3 separate regions of the Homo sapiens genome follow, and regions 2 and 3 are each linked to region 1. Evidence: chromatin loops called from intact Hi-C (ENCODE). Cell type or tissue: PC-9. All regions are shown on one strand. Region 1 holds the start of LINC02952 (long intergenic non-protein coding RNA 2952). Region 2 has its middle 41 kb from the start of CCND1. Region 3 has its middle 43 kb from the start of LINC01488.

Region 1 (8,000 bases):
GTCTACTCCCACACCTGGGAAGTCAGGGGCAAAAGACATGGGCTGAGATGGGGGTGAAAACCACAAGGGTTGGGGGAAGATAAGGAAGAACTTTCTTCACTTCCCCACCTTCTGGTTCTAAGTTTAGAATTTTCACTTTTCACTCACAATGATTGTCCTTTTGCTAATGGAAGATCCTCTGTGGATCCAGCAGAAGTCCTGCCTCCCCCACCCAAATTTCCTCTGTAAAAGAGAAATCTCTTCACACCCATGGAGGGGCCTTGCTTTTATCATGTTCTTCCATTTTGAACTACGAGCTGCTTTTTTCATGATTCTATCTCTTGGGGCACTGAGGAGCTGTTTGGCCATTTCCGCAGGGCACAGAGAACACAGGACGGTTTTGCAAAACTGCAGATGATGCTCTGTGGGAGGCTAAGGAGGGGGAGCCTCTCTAGACCTAAGCTGGGGTGCCTTCTGTTTTTAAAAATAATAGAGATGGTGGGGGTCTCATTATGTTGCCCAGGCTGGTCTTAAACTCCTGGTCTCAAGTGATCCTCCTGCCTCCGAAAGTGCTGGGATTACAGGCATGAGCCACCGCATTCAGCCATCAGCTGAGGTGCCTTCTGTTGCCTGAGTGTTGCTGTGCCCCAGATGGCCAGGTGAGCTGCAAGGAGGCTTTGCACTGTCATGTGAGCCTTTGCACACCTGAGCAGGCTCCGTGCAGCCACAGTGCTTGTCAGGCACGGCTGGCATGGCTGGCATGGCTGGGCCTGGAGTTTGTTTATATTTCCTCCTTAACAGCTGACTCAGAGGTAGCTTGTGGCTCCCTGGCCTCAGCGATATAAATTCATTCAATTGGCAACCATGCACAGAGGTCCTACTACCCACCAGGCTCTCATCCAGGTGCAGGGGTGATGCAGAGAACAAAATAGGCGAAAGCTCCTGTCCTGACGCAGCTCAGCTTCTGGAGAGTGGAAACCTCATAGTCAAAATGAATAAAACTCCAAAGTCATTTAGAAGGAGATCACAGCTGTGGAGACAATCCCAGGCAGTGGGGACACAGGGAGGCCCCAGAGCTGAGGGAAGGGATTGCTGTTTTAGAGAGAGTGGTTGGGGAAGGCCTTGAAAGTTGATTGAGATTTGAAGGAGGTGAGGCAGAGGGGCACATGGACACCTCAGGGAAGCCACAGACCCTGCAAAGGCCCTGAGGCTGTGAAATATCCAAGCAATTCCAAGAACAGCAAGGAGGACAGGACTCCAAGGCCACTGGAACTCCCTCGTCGACCCCCTTCTGATGGTCTGACGGGGCCTGGACAAGTAGCTGGATGAGCTGTACCATCAGCCCATTTTCTCCTGCCCACTTTATCCCTCATCATTAACCAACTTCCCTTCTCTCCTCCCCTCCCGGGAGTTCCACCCAGCCCCAACCAGAACCAAGCCTGGGTCCAGCTTTGGAAACTCATGCCTGGCTGGCAGGAGCAGCAGCTGTGCCCACACACCATTCCCAGAGTAACAGTTGAATGTGGAGCTTCAGGCCAGGCGGCGTGGCTCACGCCTGTAATCCCAACACTTTGGGAGGCCGAGGTGGTTGGATCACCTAAGGTCAGGAGTTCGAGACCAGCCTGGCTAACATGGTGAAACCCTGTCTTTACTAAAAATACAAAAATTAGCTGAGCGTGGTGGTGCACACCTGTAATCCCAGCTACTAGGGAGGCTGAGACAGGAGAATTGTTGAATCTGTGAGGTGGAGGTGCAGTAAGCCAAGATCACGCCACTGCACTCTAGCCTGGGTGACAGAGAGAGACTCCATCTCAGAAAAAAAAAAAAGAATGTGGAGGTTCAAAACTTGGGATATTTGGGAGACTCCCCAAAGGCTGAGTCATGCTCTGGCCTGAATGTCATCCTGTCCTTGCTCCGTGGAAGAGCAGTGGAAATAAATTCATTGTCCCCCATTAGGAAAAGCAGAGGCCATGATAGTGGTGCTGTTCTCAGGCCCAGAAAAACCTGAGGAACATGCTCCACACCTTTTTGCAGGTGGGGATCTACAGGCCAGAGAAGGGAGGAGGCCTGCCGGGGGGACACGAAGTTAGTTGGTGGCAAAGGAGGGGCCCAGAAACCAGGTCTTCTAGCTTGGATGGTTGAAGACTAAAGACTGTTTACGAAAATTTCCAGATCTCTGCTTTCTGAGCAAATAGAATTGTTCTTCTCATCCCCGTTGAAATCAGGTGTGGTGGCATGACTTGATTGACCAGTGAAATGTGAGTGGAAGAGGTCTCAGTCACTTGTGAGCAGAAGTTTTAAGAACCAGCTCGTGCATCTGGCCTCCATGATGATGGAGGTCTGGGTGGGACTCGATCCTCCATCAGCCTGGGTCCCTGGAGCACGTCTGGAGCGGGCCCTCACTCCTTGCATGTGTGGCACAAGAAGAAGACAAACGTTGGTTATCTGAAGCTGGCGGTCAGCAGACGCCAGCCTGTGGGCAATTTCTCAATATCATTTTATAGGAATGCAGCCCACTCATTGGTGTGCTGTCTGCCACGCTTTTGTGTTACAATAGCAGAGTTGAGGAGTTGCGACAGAGACTGAATGGCCTGCAAAGCCTAAAATATATATTAAAAGTAGCCGGGCACGGTGGCTCACAACTGTAATGTCAGCACTTTGGGAGGCTGAGGCGGGTGGATCACTTGAGGTCAGGAGTTGGAGACCAGCCTGGCCAACGTGGCAAAACCCTGTCTCTACTAAAAATACAAAAATTAGCTGGATATGGCGGTGGGCACCTGTAATCCCAGCTACTCGGGAGGCTGAGGCAGGAGAATTGCTTGAACCTGGGAGGTGGATGTTGCAGTGAACCGAGATCGCGCCACTGCACTCCAGCCTGGGCAACAGAGTGAGACTGTGTCTCCAAAAACAATAGCAACAACAAAAGTACACGTCACTCTTTACAGAAACCATTTGCTGATCCTGCTGGCAGCCATTGAGATCTGGGGGCCTGTTTGTTGCCATAGCATGGCCTAGCGCATTCTGACCGATACACTTTCTAATCATGCCGAGAACTTCTGAGTGCCGTCTCATGAGCAAAACGTGCGCTATATTAGTACTGTAGCAAAGCGCTTCTGGCCTGTCTCCACGGGCTGAGTGCAGAGCCTCCATTACAGTCATCATTTTATGTCAGGAAGGGAAGGTCCAAGGAGGTGGCCGGTCTGAAGTGACCTCGGGCTTCTCCAGGCCTCTGCCACCCACGCTAAAATGAGAAGCCCCTGAGAATTTTTAAGTTTTGTCTGCATTGTGGAAGCCAGGACGCAGAGGCAGAAGGAGACCCATGGGCCTTTCTATCCCAACACCAACCGTTTAAAACAACAGAAGAAAAGGGAAGCCGGTCCAGCCCAGAGCAGAAATGAGGAGTGGTAGGATCCGGCTGCCCCAGGCCGCCCAGCTCCTCTGTCTGCTTCCTCTATTTGTGCCGGGCAGCCCCCAACTCCCTGGCTTATGTGGCCTGTGGAGGGACCAGCTGTGGCGGGCAACAATTTTGTCCAACCCCAGGCCTTGGTGTCCGCGTCCCTCTGTGTGCACCCTCTTCCTGCGTGGGTGCTGCAGAGCCAACGTGAGGGGCCCACAGGCAGGGGCACCCTTCTCTGCCCCCCACCAAACAGAGGCTGCTGGGGTGGAACCCGAGGTCCTGCGGGAGGGGTGCTGGCCGCTGGGAAAAGCCCGTGTCCGGGCCCCGCCCTCCGTCTCCCCCGCAGCCCTGGCTTACTGGGCTCTCCTCTCCCGGATCTCATACCTCACATTCCCCAGCACGGTTCCGACAGGCCCATGAGTGGGGAGTCCTCATGGCCTGGGAAGGTGGCCGAGAAAGTTTGAACAGCTGCAGAGCCTGCCCGTCCACTCTCTCCAGCCACATTTGTGTGTGTGTGTGTGTGTGTGTGTGTGTGTTGTGTTTTGACCAACCTCTTAGGCTTATGTAACACACTTGGAAGTCAAGAAGTAAGGACTCATTACTGACAGCCTCAGAGAGGCTTGCGAAACACTTGCTGTGAAGAAATCTTTCCATTGAGAAAAAGTTCCCTGGTGCTCATGCTCCCAGTGGCTCAGGTATGTGGCTGGGGGTGACGGTGGTGTGAGAAGCAGGGGTCCCCAGGGCTCCAGAGCCCAGCGCCCCCTGCCGGAGCTGTGTCGCGCCCGGAAATGGAATTGAGCATCGCTTTTGTCCTCTATGTCACTGCTCACGTCACCACCAACAACCGACGTCGGTGACTAAACTCTCGCCGCGTATCAGGCACTATGCTGGGCCCCTGCGTTTGTGATTTTCCTGGGCGCGTGCATGACCAAGGGCTAGGTGCTCCTACGCCCATTTTATAGAGGAGGACACAGGCAAGGCGGTGGGGTCGGGGCCCTTGTCAGCAGGCTGCCACCCCACACCTCCCTGAGGTACATGCAAAAGCAGACCCCTCCCCTCCCCACAGGTATAGCTCTATGTGGGCCCTTTGCATGAGTGTATTTTTAAGCTACTTGCTAGATCCCAAGAGGAAATGAGTGCTCATCCTGCAGGGAGAGGCCAGCATTCCACTGGGCCATTTCCCTTTTCAGAGAGCTGATGTGGAGGATTCTGCGCCGTTCTTGGCCATGCCGTCATCTGGGGCCCCAGGAACCTTACAGACCCGAGGGCCAGGGTTTGGGGCCCAGAGCCCAGCAGATAGCCATCTTAGAAGCATTCTCCCCAGGACCAGGGCTGCTAAACCCAACCCCACATCTCCCACACAAATGCGTCTTTCACTGGGGCTCTGGAAACCGGAGACCATGTAAATCCAAGAAGATGAAATTGTGTGGGTCTGGGCCGCAGCTACAGACTGAGACTCAGCAGCCGAGGGGCCCCAGCCTCAGAGGGAACTCAATGAATTTGTCAGGGAACTGAAAACAGATGATTTCAATCAGCAGGGGAAAAAAATGACTTCATGGCCACAGTTGACCGAAGCAAGCGGCGTTCGGCTGCCAGGCCCTGCCTGGGAGGCGCTTCCAGAAAGCCTGGCCTCTTCCGCAGCCTCTGGCCGGGGTCTTCCCTGCGAGGAGCCAGCGCCGCTCGAGCCGCAGCATGGCCCGGCAGAAGGCACGGCGGCCGTGATGGGGCTGGCGGGGCGCGGTGATAACCCGGGCTCCCCGCCCCCGCGCTTCCTCTCCGCTGCGCTTTCATGAATGGCCCCGCTTCCCAAACAGCCGATTGGCTGAACCCCCGGCCGCGACGCCCAATCAGCGGCTGTGGCCGCCTGGTCTCCGCTCCGCGTGGGGCCTCGGTCCTGCAGCCATGAATGGCGCAGCCTCAGCTGCCTGCAGCCACCGCCTACCTTGCGGGGGCCGCCTCCCCCCGAGGGAGGAGGAGCAGGGGATTTTTTCTTTCCCCCAGACTGTTCAGGGTTCTGGTGCAATTGTGTCAATCTGAGGCTTGGCTGGAGCTCCTGACAATAGCCCTTGGGCTTCCAAGGTTGACATTCAAGGTCTTGTGACAGTGAAAGGGCTTGCATAGTTAGAAATGAATTTCTTTGCCTATAGCCCGGGCTGATTCCAGTTCCAGGGAAAGAACGGCAGCCTTTCCGTGTAAGCAGGCAGCCCTGCTGGGGACAAAGACAGGGCCGTGGGAGGAGGTGGGGCCCCTTCCTGGCCAGTGCTGGGGGGGGCGGACACGTGCAAACTGCTGGGAACTTCGCCTGCAAACCAGAGGGCTTTGGCCACCCCTCTTGGTCACTGGCCTTGTCCTAGCTTCATATGCCACGTGCATGAAGCGGCTGGGGCCCCTGTCGGGGAACCCAGCCATTCCGCTGCATTTCCTGTTAAGTAGGAAAACATGTTCTGTTTGCTGATGTTATAAAGAAGGCATGTGTTTACAAATGCTCATTGGGGAGAGCGTGGTTAATGGGCCAGCTTCCGGCCTCACCTCCCCAGATGAAGTGATTGTGTGGCTGACAGAATGGGCCTGCTCTTCAGGGGAAGACCCCCTACTCGGGAAAATTAGACTCAGCAGAAGCCAGAATTCAAAGCTGTCTAGAAAGTGCTTTTGCAAGGTGGGTTGAGGCCAGGATGAGGAAGGCCTCGAATGCCAAAGTGAGGAGGTGTCCCAAGCCCTGGGGAGTCATGGAAGGCTGGTGAGATGCAGAGTGAGATTCCGGAGTGTTTCAGAAGCTTGACTCTTCCCCGGCAGGGACTTCTCTGCCAACACACCTACCCTGAGCATGGCTGGGGTGACCTTTTATGGAACTTCCAAATTAGAACTGTGCAAACAGCTTCCTGTGACCCCTTGATGAGCCCCATTTTAAAGATGAGAAAACTGAGGTTCAGAGTAATCTGCAAAGGGTCCCACAATTTGGGAGTGGCGAGACCAGGACTGGACCCTATCTCTGCCTGATGCCATAGGGGAAAGGCACACCCAGGTGCTGCACGCCCACAGGGACTGGTGTGAGGAGGCTTCAGCAAAAAAATGCGGGCAGATCACTAAACACTGGGGCAGGCACTGACTCATTGCTGCAGTGGTTAGGATCAGAACTGGTGAGAAATGTACCTGCTCCCAAATTTCTATGAGCCAGACTCTGGTCTCCCAGGTAGATTCGTGAGGCCATGAGTATGCAGCAGGGGGCGGCCTGACAAATTCATGTAGATTTCCAGTTGTAGCATCTATTTTTTTTTTCTTTTTTTTTGAGATGGAGTTTCGCTCTTGTTACCCAGGCTGGAGTGCAGTGGTGTGATCTCAGCTCACCGCAACCTCCGCCTCCCAGGCTCAAGTGATTCTCCTGCCTCAGCCTCCCAAGTAGCTGGGATTGCAGGCTTGCGCCATCACATCTGGCTAATTTCGTATTTTTAGTAGAGACGGGGTTTCTCCATGTTGGTCAGGCTGGTCTCAAACTCCTAACCTCAGGTGATCCGCCTGCCTTGAGATGGAGTCTCACTCTGTCGCCCAGGCTGGAGTGCAGTGGTGTGATCTCCATTCACTGCAACCTCCACCTCCTGGGTTCAAGCGATTCTTCTACCTCAGCCTCCTGAGTATCTGGGATTACAGGCATGCGCCACCACACCCAGCTAATTTTTGTATTTTTAGTAGAGACGGGGTTTCAACATGTTGGCCAGGCTGGTCTCAAACTCCTGACCTCAGTTGATCCACCCACCTCGGCCTCCTGGAGTTCTGGGATTACAGGCATGAGCCACCTTGCCTGGCCTGTAGCATCTATTTCTGCCAGCCTAATGCCCAGTATCTGTTTTTAACCTTCTAGTTCAGCAGTTTGTAAAATTTCTGGTCTTGGGACCCATTTGCCTCTTAAAAGTTATCGAGGACCCCAGAGAGATTTTGTTGATATGGGTTTTATCTACTGATATTTACTGAGTTAGAAATGAAAACATAGAAATTTGTAAAATGCATGATTCTGCAAGCATACATTCTGTTAGCTCTCAGAGTGACAGTGTCATCATGGGTCCTATGGCCTCTGGGAAACTCCACTGCACAGTCATGAGAGAATGAAGAGAGAATGAAAGGAAAAAAGACAATTCATGCCTCAGTGTCTTCATGAAATTAACTGCAACCTCTCAGACCTCCTGAAACCACACTTTGAGAACTGCTCTACAGAGAGCAGATTGAGCTGGGCGGCGGGTGCCTGGCGAAAGCTTCATTTCCCAGCCTTCTTGTGGCTAGGTCCGGCCATGCCATACCCTGGCTGAATGGACTGTGAGCCATCCTCCATGGTGCTGGGCAACATGATAGATCTGTGAGTGAAGGAGTCATTGCAGTGGCCACATCCTGCCTCTGACCAATGAGCTTTTCCCTTCTTCTCCGCCTTCCACAGGCTGGGGTATAAATGAGGCATGGGTCAATTTGGCCCTCGTAGACAGGGCAACCCTCAGGTGTGACAGAGCCTGGGTGACCAGTATCATGCTGCCATATTTGTTTTTTGTTTTTTGTTTGTTTGGTTTTTGTTGTTGTTGTTTTGGAGATGGAGTTTCGCTCTTGTTGCCCAGGCTAGAGTGCAATGGCGCGAACTCGGCTC
Region 2 (8,000 bases), 150 kb before region 1:
GGATGCATCGACTTGCCTTCTTCCTGCCGACAAGCTGCTTATGCAAAGCAGCCCCCAGTATTCGTATGGAGGGTGGGGGTAGGGAGACTCTCATGCGTTTACTTTGAAAAGTCTCCTCCTGACAATCAAAAACATTCTCAGGAAACATGCCTTGCTGTGGATGATCCCCACACCCCCTGCCCTCCTGTCTTCAGAAAAACAAATGAGTGGTTTTTCTACAGAAAGGTGTAGAGGTAACTGAGGGAAGCCTGTGATGGGAGAGGAAATTCCCCGTTTTTCATGTCCCCCTTATAACCGAGGGCCTCCTTCTCCGAGGTGCTCTACTGAGCTTCATCCTTCCACATTCTTTCCCCTTGACTGACTCTCAAAGGATCCATTTCAACGCGGAAGAAAAAACTCCAGCATCTTGGATGATGGTCGCTGATTCTGACACTCAGATATGTTGTCGGTTAAACAGATAGCTTTGGCTCAGTGATATCGGACAATTGACCTCTTGGTGCACAGACTCCCAGCAGCCTCGCTCCCAAAGGGGGTCTTAGGGGAAGCCAGGTCCACAGATCAGGAGCCCCTAGGGGACCTGAGATGGGTCTAGGGTTTCAGTTTCATCTGTGATCTTTTCGGTGAGGTGTGTTCAGTCAGCGACTTCCTAGGAGGAAGCCTTCAGCTGCATGGAAAGAAATTTAAGTTCCTATTCTCTGTCCCCAGAGTCATTTAAATGGGGCCAGTGTCGGAGACCGGAGCGTGATCCTGCGCTGTGCCCGTGTGCGATACCATCTCAGTTGCCACTGAGCTCGGCCTGCTGGGGAGGAGGAAGGTGGCCTGCCCCAGGGAGTCAAGAAATTCAATCCAAGTCCATTTTTAACTCGATGAACATTGATTGACAATTTAGTAGGTCTTACGTGGAATGCAAGGAGGAATACATTAAAAGACAGAGTCTCTGCTGAAGGTAGGAATGTACATAACTAGCATAATGCAAGTGGGGATGTGGTATGTATATTAAGAGGGGCACGAGAATGTGCTGCAGAAATGATTCTATCTTGGAGAAGTGGGGAGGCACTGCAGGTGGATGACAGCTGGATCCTGAAGGGCAAATGCAGTGTCAGTGAATGTAGTAGTGTCTTGATCTGCTGGGGCTGCCATGATGAGCTATTGCAGATGGGGAGGCTTAAACAACAGAAATTGATCCTCTCACCATCCTGGGGCTGGAAGTCCCAGATTAAGGTGTCACAGGGCTGGTTGCTCCTGAGTCTTCTCTCTATGGTTTATAGTTGACTGCTTTCTCCCTGTGTCCTCCAGGGTGGTCTTTCTGTGCGTGTCTGTGTCCTCCTCTCCTCTTACAGGGACATCGATCAGATGGGATTAAGGCCCACCCATGTGATCTCACTGGACTTAAATTACCTCTTCGAAGTCCCTGTTCCCAAAAACAGTGTCACATCCTGAGATATGGGGGGTTAGGACATCAACACATAAATATTTGAGGGACATAATTCAACCCGTGCTAAGGGAGAAAGAGGCCTTTCCATGGAGGGGACAGAGTCAGCAAAGCCAGAAGGATATGAAAGGGCAGGGTCTCTGGCCAGGCTTCTCAGATGCAGAGCCTGAGACAAGGGTTTGGGTCCATGGGATTGATTGACAGAGGGCTTTCAAGAGAAAGAAAGTGAGAGAGGCTAGATGGGGCAGGGGAGGCTCAGCACAGTGGTGGTTTCAGCCCCACAGGGGGCTCTGGAGTGTGACCTGCATCACAGAGTCAGTCCCACAGTGAGGCATGGGGGCCCTTAGACCCCCAGGGTCAGTCAGTCAGTCACTGACTATGGCCCTACCAGGCAGGGTGGTTCTGGTGGGATGTTCCAGGCCAGGTGGCTTTCATGCAGTCAATGTCAATTCTTGGCTCAGGACATGGCTGTCAGTCCTCAGCAGCTTTCATCAGAGACTAGGGGATGCTCCCAGAAGCCAGGCCAACACAGGGGACCTGGATGGTGAGCTTGGGGATGAGAAAGCGGCTGCTCTGCTGTGTTGACCACAGGGCTCTGAAGTGGATGCTGGAAAAGTAGTCGGTCTGGAGAGACTTGAAGGCCAAGCCAGGAATCTGGACTTTGACTGTAGGAGGGGAGTTTCCATCTGAGCTGTGCGGCCGGTCCTGCATACTGCACCCTCTTGTAAACATGTGGATTCACCCCAGGCTCAGCTGGGCCCAGGAAGCTGCAGGTTCCCACCTTCAGGTTTCTCCTGGCCAGGCTGGCCCTCAAAGCTGGGCGTGAAGCAGCTGTTGTCTCCCATGGCCTCTGCTCTCGGCCTCCTCTCTGCCACCGTGGTCTTGCACATGTAGGGACCTCATCAAGGGTTTAACAGGAAACTCATGGGGCCCAGCGCCTGCATCTGGAGAGCCACCTCCCTTCTACTCTTTGGGCTTTTATGAAAAAGAGTCCATTTAAATCTGATGAATAAGTCAAAATGAATTGAATAAATAAACGAATATGTGCATCTCTGCAGAGGATGTGGCTGCCTGGTGGAGAGGCCAGCGGGCCTGCCAAAGAACAAAGGCAGGCGAGGACTGGCCACAGTCCTGGGGCCTGGTGGGGGTATGGAGCCCAGGGGTTATCGAGAGCCAAGGAGGAGTGGAAATATGGTTGGCTTTGCTTCCTTCCCTGTTCATCAGTGGTGGTCCTATTAACACTTGCCCTGTCAGCTCCATCCACGGTTGCTTTGAGTGAAGGCCTCCCAGTGTCATTACCGTCATCACCGCATGTTGGAAAATGATAATGTGTTTGAATTTCCTGAGTACACATGAATTTCCGAGGTCTGAATGTGGCACTGGGTCCCAGGCGAGAAGGGGTTTACACAGGGAGAGTTCTGTTGGGACGCACACGCTCCCATGTGGGTGCCGCTCCGCAGGCCACTGTCCCTCCCAAGAGGCGCAGATATGGGGTCTGGAGCTGCCCGTTGCCAGCAGTTCTTCCTGCTGTGGGTGCTGGCCTTGGTCAGTGCCCACGGAAGGTCTCTTCTCTGGACCCTAAGTGGCCAGTTGGCTAAGGAAGGAAACTAGTATTAACTCATCACTCTACTGAATCCATCTAAGCTCCAGGGATGGAGACATGGGGGTGGAGGGTGGTGCTGACTCAAGTGAAATCTTGCCCCAGCTTTGATTCTGCTTGGACGATGGAGGAGGATCCCAGGAAAGTCTCCTCACCCCTACCCCTAGGGTGGCTTAGGAATGCACTGACATTTTGGTTTCCTCCTTCCAAAAATAATAATTTGCACATAACAGACAATTTCTTTCAAAAACAGAGACCCATGTTATAAAAAGGGCAACACCCTGCTAGAGATAGACCACCTCATGGTGGAAACAAATAGCTTGTTTTATAAACTGTACTCCATTCCTTATAGAAATTGTGTTTCCTCTCCAGTGTACCCCGCAACCCTGATGCACCAGATGGACATTGATGGGGAGTGTCTGCAGATCTAACGGGAGCTCAGCTTCACGTTCGACTTGGGTGGCAGCTATGCCATGTGGAACTGTAAAGATTCTGGTACTCGATTTTTATAAAACTACGATACTTATTTTTAAAACTGACAGGCAAAGGAAGAGAGGCAGAAATGCTAATTTAACTCAAGCTGACTTTTTTTTTTTTTTTTAGCTGACTTTGAGACATGACAGAAGTCTGGAAAAGATAAAGCAACAAGTTCAAACGTATAACGCTTACTTTTACTCCGCATCAAAGCAAACCAAACATCGAGAAGACCTATATGCAGAGCTAAAATACTCAATTGATCCTTTTTTTCCCCACTGACCGGCTCCTGGGAAACATGGATGCCTCAGCCTCTTAAATAACGCTGCTAACAGCGGGCCAATTGTGCAGCAGGACGGGCACTGCCCCAGGTAGCCGATAACTTCCTGTGTTGAAACGATGACTTGGAGATTTCATCATGATATCTTTGCACACCAGGAAATATCATCTTTCAGACCTGCCATTTCTTAATCGGTGAGAATGCTATTAAAGTCGATGTCTTAATTAAGCCTAGCATTAGCCAAGGAATTACAGGCATCCGAAGGCTTAGCTGTCTGGTGGGATCCAGTTTCATGAGGCAGGATTAGGTGCACGGCTGGGAACTCCAAGGGGGAGATCCCTGGCTGCGAAGAGAACAGGAACATCTCTGGAGAAACCTGCAGGGTGTGCCTGGTGGGCAGGAACTCAGAAACTCTCTTTGCCTCTCCAGCCTCTTTAACCCATTTTATTACAATTGGTCAGTTTGTTTATGCTATAAATGAATATGTACAGCCAGGCTCCTCGGACTTCTAGGCCTTTGTTTAACTCCTCTGGCCTCTGTTTTCAATCTGAGAAATGGGTTTCATTCTCAAGTGCCCAAGTAGACTGATCACAAACAGCTCTGAAATCTAACTTTGGAGTATGGGACGTAGTACTGAGCCAGGGGGCTGAGCCCTGGGCTCTGGCCTGGCCCCACCACCCCCAAAGCATTTGCACCATGGAGTGTTAAGATTGAGAGGTAAGGGTAGGAAAGCTTTCTGGTCTTGAACTCCTGGGCTCCAGCAATTCTCCCACCTTGGCCTCCCAAAGTGCTGGGATTAAAGGAGTGAGTCACTGTGCTGGAGTGGAGTGTTGCTGTCATGGCTCACTACAGCCTCGAACTCTTGGGCTCAAGCGATCCTCCTACCTCTCAGCCTCTCAAGTAGCTGGGACTGCAGGAGTGCCACCATGCCTGGCTAATTTTTCTATTTTCAGTAGAGATGGGGTTTCACCATGTTGCCCTGGCTGGTCTTGAACTCTTGGGCTCAAGCAATCCTCCCACTGCTGCCTCCCCAAGTGCTGAGATTACAGGTGTGAACCACCATACCTGGCCAGGAAAGCTTTCTGAACACCTGAATTCATGTACCTAGGTAAATGATTATTATTAGCAAAGCAAGGAGAGCTGCCTCCATCTGCTTAGGGTGTTATAACAAAATACCACAGACTGGGTGGCTTAAACAACAGAATTTTCTCACAATTCTGGAAGCCAGACGTCCAAGACCAAGGTTCCTGTTGGGTTTAGCTCCTGGTGAGGGCTCCCTTCCTGGCTGCCAGACTGCCGCCTTCTTGCTGTGTCTTTGCATGGTGGAGGAAGAGAGGGAGTAGGCTGTCTGGTGTCTCTTGCTCTTCCTATAGGGCCACAGTCCTATCAGACTAGAGCTACACCCTAATTTGACCAGGGCCACACTTGATCAGTGGCCCTCCAGGGATGACCAACCACCTGTCCAGACCCTTCCAGGCTAGAGGCTGGGGCTGCTGAGTGGACCCTGAGCCTGACGCAAGAGTAGGCAGAGCCATGCTACTCCTGCCCACCGGGTGGCTGTCAGCACCAACTATGGGGACCCGGAACCCATGTGCCATGCATAAGGAAGTGGTTACATCCCTCTGGCCATATTTCCGGGGAACTCTGCTTCCTCTTGACAGCACAAGGACTCAGGGGCTGTGAGCACATAAGCAAGTCCTTCCTACCCCAGGTGCTCACACCATGGGGACACCTGTCCTGACGTCAGTCCCCAGTTCTCACAAAAGCTCATGGCCATTCCTTTTTTCTAAGTAAATCTCAGGCTGCATCAATTGTAACAGTGACAATGATTATAATGATAATAATAAAATTTTAAAAGGCTGGCCTGGTATTGCCAGTGTCTTGTGTCTGGCACCAACACTGTGTCTACTTGGAATCACCATAAGATGAGACAAATTCTACGCCATTTCCTCAGCTCCCAGTGCACAGAGGCCTGGAGATTTTGCTGGACTAGAGAGAGGACTTTCTCCTGAATGTTCTACACTCTGTGCCTGGAGTCCCACGGGCCAATGCACCTCCTGGCCTGGTGGGAAGGGACACGAAGCACTGGCCTCCCCTATCCTGTGGGATTGGCCCCCTTAAGTGATGCTGGAGTCCTGAGCCCTGGTACCCATGAACGGGAATGTGACCTTGTTTGGAAATAGGGTCTCTGCAGATGATTAAGATGAGGTCATTAGGACGGGCACTAATCCAACATGACTGTGGCCCTCATGAAAAGGGGAAATCACACAGAGGGGCAACCAAGGGGAGACGCAGGGAGAGGAGGCCATTGACAAGCCAAGGAGTGCGTGGGGCCCCCAGCAGCGAAGGAGAGGCGTGGCACGGGTTTCCCTCAGACAGAACCAACCCTCCTGGCACCTTCAGTATGGACCTGGGGCCTCCGGAACTGTGAGTGGATACATTTCGATTGTTAGGCCACTCGGTCTGTGGGCCTTGTTATGACATCCTGAGCAGGGGACTGCATCCTGTGGGCCAGTCATTCCCCTCCTACTTGTGGGGGCTGGTAAACCTGCAGGTTGGAGCTGCCCTTTGGAGAGAGGCGTCCCCTGGGGACAGAGGATGGGATGCTAGCCTGTCCATAGAGAGAAACCCCGGTGCTCCTGGGGTTCCCACCCCGTCGCACTGCCAGGGCTACGGGAAGGATGCTTGCTTGCCCCCTCCCATGGCAGGTACTCCATGCGCCTTTGGTTTGCAGGTGAGGGAAATTCGAACTGGAGGTGGCTTTGCTGGAGCCTGTGGTTGGGCTGAGCAGCCTACACCCCCCTCTGAGGCAGCAGCAGAAATCAGGGGTGACCAGGGGCAGGCCCGATGTCACCACCCTCTTCACATCATCACTGGCAGGGCCAACTGGGCACAGCCTGGACAGGTTCTCAGAGCCCCTCAGCTTCTTCCTGCAGGGACCCCCTAGGAAGGTAGCCAAGAGCTCAGCCACCTGACAAAGCCAGCACCCACACTTCGCCTCTCAGGGGACAGAATGCTGGGAGGGTGACTCTCGCATGGTGGCTCCTGGCTGGAGGGGTCACTGGGTGGGGTCGGCTCTGTGTCTCCACTGCCCAGCCTGCCCAACAAAGTGTCTGTTGTTTCCAGGACAGGCACACAGTAGGGTCCGTTTTGTTGCTGTTGAAGAAGAAGAAAAAGATCTCTAATAAGCCCCATTAAGACTTGAGTCAACACAGTCCCTAGAGGTCCAGGAGTGGCCAAAATGTCTGCGTGTAGCCATGTCCCTGTGTCTGGCAAGGAGAGTGTGAGGACGAGGCATGAGGTCCTGGGAGTTCTGGGGAAAGAAAGCAGTTGGGAAGGGGCCACCGTGTGCCCAGCCACGGGTCTGTGGTGATGGTGGCTGGGATGTGCCTGTCACTCCTTCACCTGACAAGTCCTGAAAGCCAAGGCGCTCGCATGGTGCTGGATGCTGAGTCCAAGGACTAGAGGGACCCTCGTGGTCCTGCAGGTGCTCCCAGTGAGGTAGAAGGGGATGCTGGGCTTCTGAGCGCAGGTGGGCGGTGTCCACCTGGGGACTCTAGGGACAGGAAGATGGTAATGGGATGGCCAAGGTGAGACACCAAGGTGGCATTTGCTGCTGCCAGAGCCCATCATCTAACAGAAGGAAGCAACTCTGTGTGTGTGTGAGCATGTGTGTGTGTGAGCATGTGTGAGCGCGTGTGTGAGCCTGTGTGAGCACGTGTGTATGTGAGTGTGTGAGCCTGTGTGTATGTGTGTGTGAGCCTGTGCATGACCATGTGTGTGAGTGTGTGTATGTGAGCGTGTGTGTGAGCATGTTTGTGTGTGTGGGCCTGTGTACATGAGTGCGTGTGTGTATGTGAGTGTGTGTGAGCGTGTGTGAGGATGTGTTATGTGAGCATGTGTGTGTGAAAGCATAAGTGTGCATGTGTGTGTCAGCATGTGTGTGAGAGCGTGTGGGTATAAGCATGTGTGCGCATAAGCATGTGTGTGCATGACAGCATGTGTGTATGTGTGTATTGTGAGCGTGTGTGAGGGCATGTGTGTGTATGTCAGTGTGTGTGAGTATGTGTGTGAGTATGTGTGTGCATGTGAGCATGTGTGTGAGCATATGTGTGCATGTGTGTGAGCATGCGAGAGTGTGTGTGTGAGAAAGCGTGTGTGTGGATGCGAGCGTGTGTGAGCGTGTGTGTACCAGAGGGCCTTCCTAGAATAAG
Region 3 (8,000 bases), 80 kb before region 1:
TTGTATTTTTAGTAGAGATAGGGTTTCACCATGTTGGCCAGGATGGTCTCGAACTTTTGACTTCAGGTGATTCTCCCACCTTGGCCTCCCAAAGTGCTAGGATTACAGGCGTGAGCCACCGTACCCAGCCAACACAAAATATTTTTCATGTTTTGAGATCTCACCGTGCTTCGTGACAGCCGAGTTTGTAGCCACCTCCCAAATGCCCCCTGACTTCTCCAAAGCCGTCATCTCTCCAAACAGTATTTGGCTGGTACTAGGTCAGTTTCACTCCCCGCCCCTCCCCCACCCCACCCCTTTATACATAGCTCTGCGATCCACACATTAGCAGATTGTATAGTTGTTATTTTCTGTGGAATTATTTTCTTACGGCTTCTTAGGCATGGGATTATGAGGTCAAACAGTGTGGCACGGGTCTCCTTGGGCACCTGCGTGTCCTGTTCAAGGGCTGTAATGTTGGTTGGAAAAATAAACAAGAGAGGTGGTTGCTTTTCTCTCTGATGTCTATGCTTCAACCCTTATTTGAAACAAAAATGCTTTCCAATAATAACATTCAGTGAATTAATTATGTTTGAGACAGGGTCTCACTCTGTCACTCAGGCTGGAGTGCAGTGGTGCAATCATGGCTCACTGCAACCTCCACCTTTCAGGCTCAAGTGATCCCTCCCACCTCAGTCTCCTGAGCAGCAGGGACCACAGGTGTGCACCACCATGCATGGCTAATTTTTAAATTTTTTGTAGAGACAGGGTCGTGCTATGCTGCCCAGCCTTGATGATAACATTTAAAATAGTTGAGAGAAATGTGGAAAGTACAGAAAATGATTAAAAAGGCAAATAAATCCAGAATGCCACCACCCAGACATCACCACTACTTGCTGGCATTTTCCCTTCCAGATGTTGGTTTGGGTGTGTGTGCCTGCTTGTGTGTGCATGTGTGTACACATGCCTGTGTATGCACACTCTGTATGTCTATATATGCATGTGTACACACACATGCCCATGCATATAAATATATGTAAACATGCTTTTTTTTTTTGAGGTGGAGTCTCTCTCTGTTGCCCAGGCTGGAGTGCAGTGGCTCAATCTCTGCTCACTCCAAACTCCACCTAACGAGTTCAAACCATTCTCATGCCTCAGCCTCTTGAGTAGCTGGGATTACATGTACCTGCCATCATGCCTGGGTAATTTTTGTATTTTTGTAGAGATGGAGTTTCACCATGTTGGTCAGGCTAGTGTTGAAGCCTCAGCCTCCCAAAGTGCTGGGATTACGGGCGTGAGCCACCACACCCAGCCTACTATGTACATACAAGTTTATGTTGCTCAGAGCCAACAATTCAGTATCTGGATTTTTTCCCACTATCTATTTTTCATGGCATTAAAATCAATTCATAAATATTTTAAAGATTCTGTAAAATTCCATTATATGAATTTATTAACACAAGTGATTGTTCCTTTCTGTAGTGTTTTTAAAATAATAAAAACATTTAACAGGACGGCACGGCTCATGCCTGTAATCTCAGCACTTTGGGAGGCCGAGGCAGGCAGATAACGAGGTCAGGAGATCGAGACCATCCTGGCTAACATGGTGAAACCTCATCTGTACTAAAAATACAAAAAATTAGCCTGGCATGGTGGCACACGCCTGTAGTCCCAGCTATTCGGGAGGCTAAGGCAGAAGAATCATTTGAACCTGAGAGGTGGAGGTTGCAGTGAACTGAGATTGCGCCACTGCACTCCAGCCTGGGCGACAGAGCGAGACTCCCTCTCAAAAAAAACAAAAACAAAAACATTTAACAGCAATTATGGCTTATTTTTTCTGGTTACAATTTTCTGGACAACTTGGAAAATACTAAAAACTTTCAAAAAGAAATAAACATCACCCACAACAGAACTATCTGGGGGTGTTTTTATTTTATTTTATGTTCATTTTTATTTTTTTGTCGAGACAGGGTTTTACTCTCTCGCCCAGACTGGAGTGCAGTGGCACGATCATGGCTCCCTGCAGCCTCGAACTTCTGGGCTCAAACCATCTTCTCGCCTCAGCTGCGACTACAGGTGTACGCCACCATACCTGGCTCATTTTGGTATTTTTTGTGGAGGCGAGGTTTCATCGTGTTGCCCAGGCTCGTCTCAAACTCCCAGGTGCAGCGATCCACCCACCTTGGCCTTCCAAAGTGCTGGGTTAATAGGCGTAAGCCCCCACACCCTGCCAAGGGAGTGTTTTAAATTAAGAAAGGGGCACAGTGGCTGAGTCTTCCTTTCAAGAAAATCTGGGCTCCCGACAGCACACACATGTGCAGGGGCCCATTTCTAAGGACTGATGCCCAGGGCTCCCTTGAGCAACCCTCCTGGGGGGCCTGGGACACTCGGAGTCTCCTCTCCTTTGCTGGAGGTCAGGACACAGAGGCCTGACTCGCTCCAAAACTGGGGCCCTGCTCTGGTCCCGGCGTGTGCTCTGGGCCTCTTCCTTCCCACAGGGCATGTGCTTAGGACACTGTCTCCCTCCACTCTCCTGGGCTCATGCTGACCCCTCAGCTCTTCCCCTGTGCCCCTCCCGCTTTAACCCCACTCATTCCCAGGAGTTCTGGAAATCAGCAGCCCTACTGTGTGCACAGCTCGGCACCCCTGCCTGGCTGCCCCATAGCCTGGAGTGCAGAGTCATGCACACAGTAGGGCTCAGGAAAGGCGAGTGGAAACATCTATTTATTTGTTCATTCAATCACTCAGCTCAGCACCCCAGTGTGCCTTGCCTGTGCCAGGCACTGTTCCAGGCACGGGTGTGACAGGGAACAAGGCGTGGCCTGCATGGGCTCTCCTAGTTGGCAAGAGGATTCGACAAGGGTAACTCAATCCATAGTAATATGAGTCTGAGGACAGAGAATCTGGGAAGAGGTAAAATGGGGTGGAGGAGAAGGGAGTGCTGGGGGTTGCTGGTGCTGCTCTTTGGTACAGGGCGGTGGGGACCCCCCAGCAAGGTGATGCCGCACAGAGGCTGAGGGGAGTCGGGGACAGCGAGTTCCCGCAGCAGGATCTGCAGGTGCAGGCATCCTGGGTGCACTTTTGCTTGGCGTTCCTGAGAAACAGCAACGAGGCCCTGGCTGGAGTGGGGCAGGGGAGAGGCTCTAGGAGGCTGGCTCTGAGGATGTGGTGGGCTCCAGCAGGGACCCTGAGTTCTATCCTAATCGAGGGTAAGTTCCGAAATGTTTACCAGGTGGGGCACCACAACCAGACCCTGAAGCAGGTTCTGGAGTCCCCACTTCCCGTGCCAAGTGCCAACCCTTTAGTTGCCAGATTATGGGGAAGTCTGGCGGCTCCTCGGAAAGCAGTGCATAATAACCACTGTGGATGTAGGGACACATTCTAATAGCCTGCGCAGCCACCCCTGAGCACCACGGACCAGCAGCTGTCATGCTGAGTGAGAGGATGGCCACCGCAGGTGTGCGGCAGGAACAGCCCCTCCTCCTGTGCGAGGAGAGGCCCGTGGAGGCAAGCATGGGGACGGGGCGGGCAGGGATGAGGGCAGAGGGGGCAAGTGTGGGGACGGGGCAGGCAGACATGGGGGCAGGCCCAGGGAGCAGGTCCCGCGGTGGCCCTCCAGGGTGCCTCTCTACCTGTGCAGCCTCTCCTTTCAGGCCCCCTGGCAACTCCAGCCCCAGTTCCCCCCAGCCCCTCATCACACCGCGCAGGGTGATGAAAATTCTCCATCTTGGGTGTTTTGCTGTCATTTCCCGAGGGAGCCATTTGCCCCCAAGGGGACCGTGAGCTCCTTGGGGCTTCCATGACAGCAGCGATATTTGTCTTTGGACACAGACAGACCTGACCTGAAATCTCTGCCCCATCACTTGCAAGCCATGACTTGGTTCCGGTCACTTTCCTTTCTCGGTCTCCACTGTTTTGTCTGAACTTGAGGGGTGACGCCTGCCTATTTCATGAGTCATTGCAAAGACTAAAGGAGGGACGGCAAGCAAAGCAGAGGCCAGCATCTGGTAGGTGTGCAGGAAGTGGTGGCCGATAGCTGTGTCCTCAGGGCCCCCACTCCCCAGCGCCTTGGCAAGAAGTTGGGCCGCTGTCAGGCGACACCCACGCCTCCTCCAGCCGCCGGGAGGGAGAGGGCTGCATTCCTGGAAGAAGCCCAGGCTTTATTTATCTATTTATCTATTTACCCAGCAACTCATCTCTTTATTTCCAACTCTAACATCATCTCATTAGGGAGGCACCAATAAGGACAAAAAAAGTGAAATTGATACCAGGTCCTTTTTAAGTGGGGAGCTGGCTGCCTGCGGCCTCGGGAGAGAGGCTGCTTTCTGATCTCTTTCCAGTGAGTGGGTGCCCTGGGGCTTCTGCGGAGAGTTTCCTAAGATCCCTCTCCATACCAGGCCAGCCACCTCCGTCCTTCACCACATCAGGGGAAGGCTACACGCTGCTTCAAAGTCACAGCAACGCTCTGCAATTGGAAACATGCATGTTTTGCAAAGTATCAATTTAGCAACTAGTTCAATTGGCCAGGCGGGGCAGGCCAGCTGGTTGAGTTTCTATTCAGGAATGGCATATAGCCTGGAGTTCAGAAGGCCTGGGTTCGAGCCCTGGATTTGGCATTCACTAGCTGGGTGACATTAGACAAGTTTGTGCCTCCTTCTGGCTCTGGTGTCCTGGTTCCTAGGTGGAAAACCACCCAGGAGCCATTATTGACTGGTTCAGACCATATGGAAGACACAGAAGAGAAAAGGTTTCCCAGACCAAACCTTGGGATGCTTAGTAGAGGAATCTCATTCCACATTATCAGGCTCAGCTCTTGAATTGCTAGTGGAACTGGTAGCAACCTATCCTTGGCTTCTCTGTCAGTTTGGGCTGTTTTGTGACAGGAAGCAGAAAACCCACCCCAAAGTGGCCCACCCAGTTGGGAAGGGTGGTGGCAGGTAGGCTTCCGGTGCAGTTTAACCAGGGCTCTGGCTTCAGAGTTCAGCAGTTCTCTTGCTGTGTCTGCTTCTTGTTGGTGCTGTTATTGGGCTAGGTTACCTCATGGCAACAAAGTAGCTGCAGTAGCTCCAGGCTTTGTATCTGCACCCCTTACTGGTCAGAGCGAGAGAGAGGTCTTAATCTAACAGAAGTCTTGAGCCTTGTTCTGGTTAGACCAACCTGAGTTAATCACTGTGGCCAGGGAAGTGCTGTGTGCTTGCTGATCAGCTGAGTTGTTTTTGATCCCTAAAGGAGTCACTCTGGCAAGGGGGTTAAGATGATCGTGATTATCTTAGACCAAACAGACGCCACTCTGCAATTTGGAGTGGGGTGGACTCTGCAGAAACCACCTAGCTGTCACACATGGGCAGTCTGGGGAGATCTAAACCTACTATGGGATCAGCTCCTGCCATCAGACTCTAAGCCATCCAGTCTCTGGGCTGGGGCCATCCATTCAACCTTCTGGGATGACCTGGAATCTGGGCTCTGAATGTGGCTCCAAAGTGGCAGTGCCCTTCTACAAGCACAGCTTTGAGAAAAACAGAGCAGGGAAATGCACGTTTATTCTCTTCTACTGTGCACTAACCTCTTTTGCCTGTGCCACCTCACCTGTCCTCACAACAGCCATAATGCCCTTGTGCAGGTCAGGATATGGGCACAGTGAAACGAGGTAGTCTCTTCACTGTCCTCAGCAAGTGAGCTGCAGAGAGGGTTCTTCCAGACTCCAGTGGCCTGTCAGCAGACCTGATTAGCTTTGACTCCAAGGAGGCTGTGAATTGTGGAGGGAGGGATTGGAATAGAAATATTCTAGAATCAGGGGATGGTAGGTTATGCTGATAATGGGGTCCTTATAGATTGTGAGCATCCCAGATAAGCTGAGGTTTTGGAAAGAGAATACTTGGATTAGGGTCCTGCAGCTACCACTTATGACCAGGAGACTTACCTGAACTTCCTGAGTTCTGTGGTGACATAGTTCAGATATTTGTCCTTGCCCACATCTCGTGTTGAACTGTAATCCTCAATGCTGGAGGTCAGGCCTGCTGGGAGGTGTCGGGGTCCTGGAGGCAGATCCCTCATGGCTTGGTGCTGTCTTTGTGATAGTGAGTTCTTGTGAGATCTGGTTGTTTATCTGGCACCGGCTTCACTCTCTCTCTCTCTTGCTCCTGCTTCACCTTCTGCCATGATCGTAAGCTTCCCTAGGTCTCCCCAGAAGCCAAGAAGATGCCAGCTCCATGATTTGTGTAAAGCCCGCAGAACTGTGAGCCAATTAAATCTTTTTCTTTATAAATTACTCAGACTCAGCTGGGCGCGGTGGCTCACGCCTGTAATCCCAGCACTTTGGGAGGCCAAGGTGGGCGGATCACGAGGTCAGGAGATCGAGACCATCCTGGCTAACATGGTGAAACCCTGTCTCTACTAAAAATACATAAAATTAGCCGGGCGTGGTGACAGGTGCCTGTAGTACCAGCTACTCAGGAGGCTGAGGCAGAAGAATGGCATGAACCCAGGAAGCAGAACTTGCAGTGAGCCGAGATCGCGCCACTGCACTCCAGCCTGGGTGACAGAGTGAGACTCCATCTCAAAAATAAAAATAAAAATAAAAATAAAAAAATAAATAAATAAACAAATTACTCAGTCTTGGGTATTTCTTTATAGCAATACAACAATGGCCTAATGTAGAAAATTGGTACTAAGAGTGGGGTATGGAGGTATTAATATGAGGATACCTGAAAATGTGGAAGCAGCTTTGGAACTGGGTAAGGAGCAGAGGTTAGAAGAGTTTGGAGAGCTCAGAAGAAGACATGAAGATGAGAGACAGTTTGGAACCTCTTAGAGAATGGTTAAATGATTGTGACCAAAATGCTGATAGTGATATGGACAGTGAAGTCTAGGCTGCCAAAGTCTCAGGTGGAAATGAGAAACTTATTGGGAACTGGAACAAAGATCACATGTGTTAAGCCTTAGTAAAGAATTCGGTTGCATCGTGGTCATGCCCTAGGGGTCTGTGGAAGCTTGAGCTTAATTTGCTAGAGATATTTGCATAACTAAAAGGAAGCCAAGTGCTACTATCCAAGACAATGGGAAAAGACCTCAAAGGCATTTCAGAGACCTTCACGGCAGCCCCTCCCATCACAGGCCCCGAGACCTAGAAGGGAAGATTGGTTTCAGGGCCCAAGTCCAGGGCCTTCCTGCCCTGTGCAGCCTCAGGACATTGCTTCCTGCATCCAGGCTGCTCCAGCTCTAGCTGGGGCTCAAAGGTGTCCAGGTATAGCCCAAGCTGCTACTTTGGAGAATGCAAGCTGTAAACCTTTGTGGCTTCCCCATGGTGTTAAGCCTGAGGTGCACAGAATAGTGCAACAGTGAAAGAGGTTTGGCAGTTTCTGCCTAGATTTCCGAAGATGCATGGAAAAGGTTGGTTATCCAGGCACGAGCCTGCTGCAGGGGTGGAGCCTTCACAGAGAACCTCGACTAGGGCAGTGTGGGGAGAAAATGTGGGGTTGGAGCTCCCACACAGAGTATCTACTGGGGAACTGACTAGTGCAGCTGTGAGAAGGGGGCCACCATCCTCCAGACTCAAGAATGGTAGATTTTTTGGCAGCTTGCACCATGCACCTGCAAGAGTTATAGGCACTAACACCAGCCCATGAAAGCAGCTGTGGGGGCTGAACCCTGTGAATCCACAGAGGCAGAGCTCCCCAAGGCCTTGGAAGCTGCCCCTTGCATCAGTGTGCCCTGGATGCAGGATATGAAGTCAAAGGAGATTATTTTGGAACTGCAGGATTTAATGACTGCCCTGCTGGGTTTTGAACTTGCATGGGGGCTATAACCCCTTTCTTTTAGCCAGTTTCTCCCTTTTGGAATGGAGATGTTTATCCAATGCCTATACCCCCATTGAATCTTGGGGGTAACTAACTTGTTTTTGATTTTACAGGCTCATAAGTGAAAGGGATTTGCCTTGTCTCAGATGAGACTTTGGACTTTTGAGTTAATGCTGGAATGAGTCAAGACTTTAGGGGACTCTTGAGAAGGCATGATTGTATTTT

Evidence for each region. A loop is a pair of places that touch in the nucleus more often than their neighbours do. Peaks named below come from ENCODE experiments on the same cell type or tissue, not always from the same donor. Only the 100,000 strongest peaks of a DNase experiment are listed, where the experiment ranks them.
Region 2: a loop joins it to region 1, with 7 times the contacts of the local background. A loop is called at or near these places in 3 of 110 quality-filtered maps.
Region 3: a loop joins it to region 1, with 7 times the contacts of the local background. A loop is called at or near these places in 2 of 110 quality-filtered maps.

The regions. Positions count from the first base shown.
Region 1 is chr11:69,440,723-69,448,722 of GRCh38, reverse strand. It overlaps LINC02952 (long intergenic non-protein coding RNA 2952), which reads left to right and starts at 3,757. Exons shown (of 2, transcript NR_186235.1): 1 at 3,757-4,071. LOC124902703 (a long non-coding RNA gene) reads right to left here and starts at 3,900. Exons shown (of 2, transcript XR_007062759.1): 1 at 3,761-3,900; 2 at 1-2,384. RefSeq lists a silencer at 5,064-5,153 and an enhancer at 7,412-7,601. In PC-9, CTCF peaks have their summits at 3,954, 4,155 (motif pointing left) and 6,610 (motif pointing right); DNase peaks (open chromatin) are centred at 4,012, 5,262, 5,782, 6,472 and 1 weaker place; H3K4me3 peaks cover 3,203 bases; H3K27ac peaks cover 4,421 bases.
Region 2 is chr11:69,595,689-69,603,688 of GRCh38, reverse strand. No RefSeq gene overlaps it. Among named protein-coding and RNA genes, the nearest start is that of CCND1, 41 kb to the left of the region's middle. RefSeq lists enhancers at 1,806-2,306, 2,307-2,807. In PC-9, no CTCF peak of the experiment used is centred here; DNase peaks (open chromatin) are centred at 3,978 and 5,368; H3K27ac peaks cover 1,132 bases.
Region 3 is chr11:69,520,702-69,528,701 of GRCh38, reverse strand. No RefSeq gene overlaps it. Among named protein-coding and RNA genes, the nearest start is that of LINC01488, 43 kb to the right of the region's middle. RefSeq lists a silencer at 5,035-5,235 and enhancers at 6,480-7,236, 7,237-7,994. In PC-9, no CTCF peak of the experiment used is centred here; no DNase peak of the experiment used is centred here.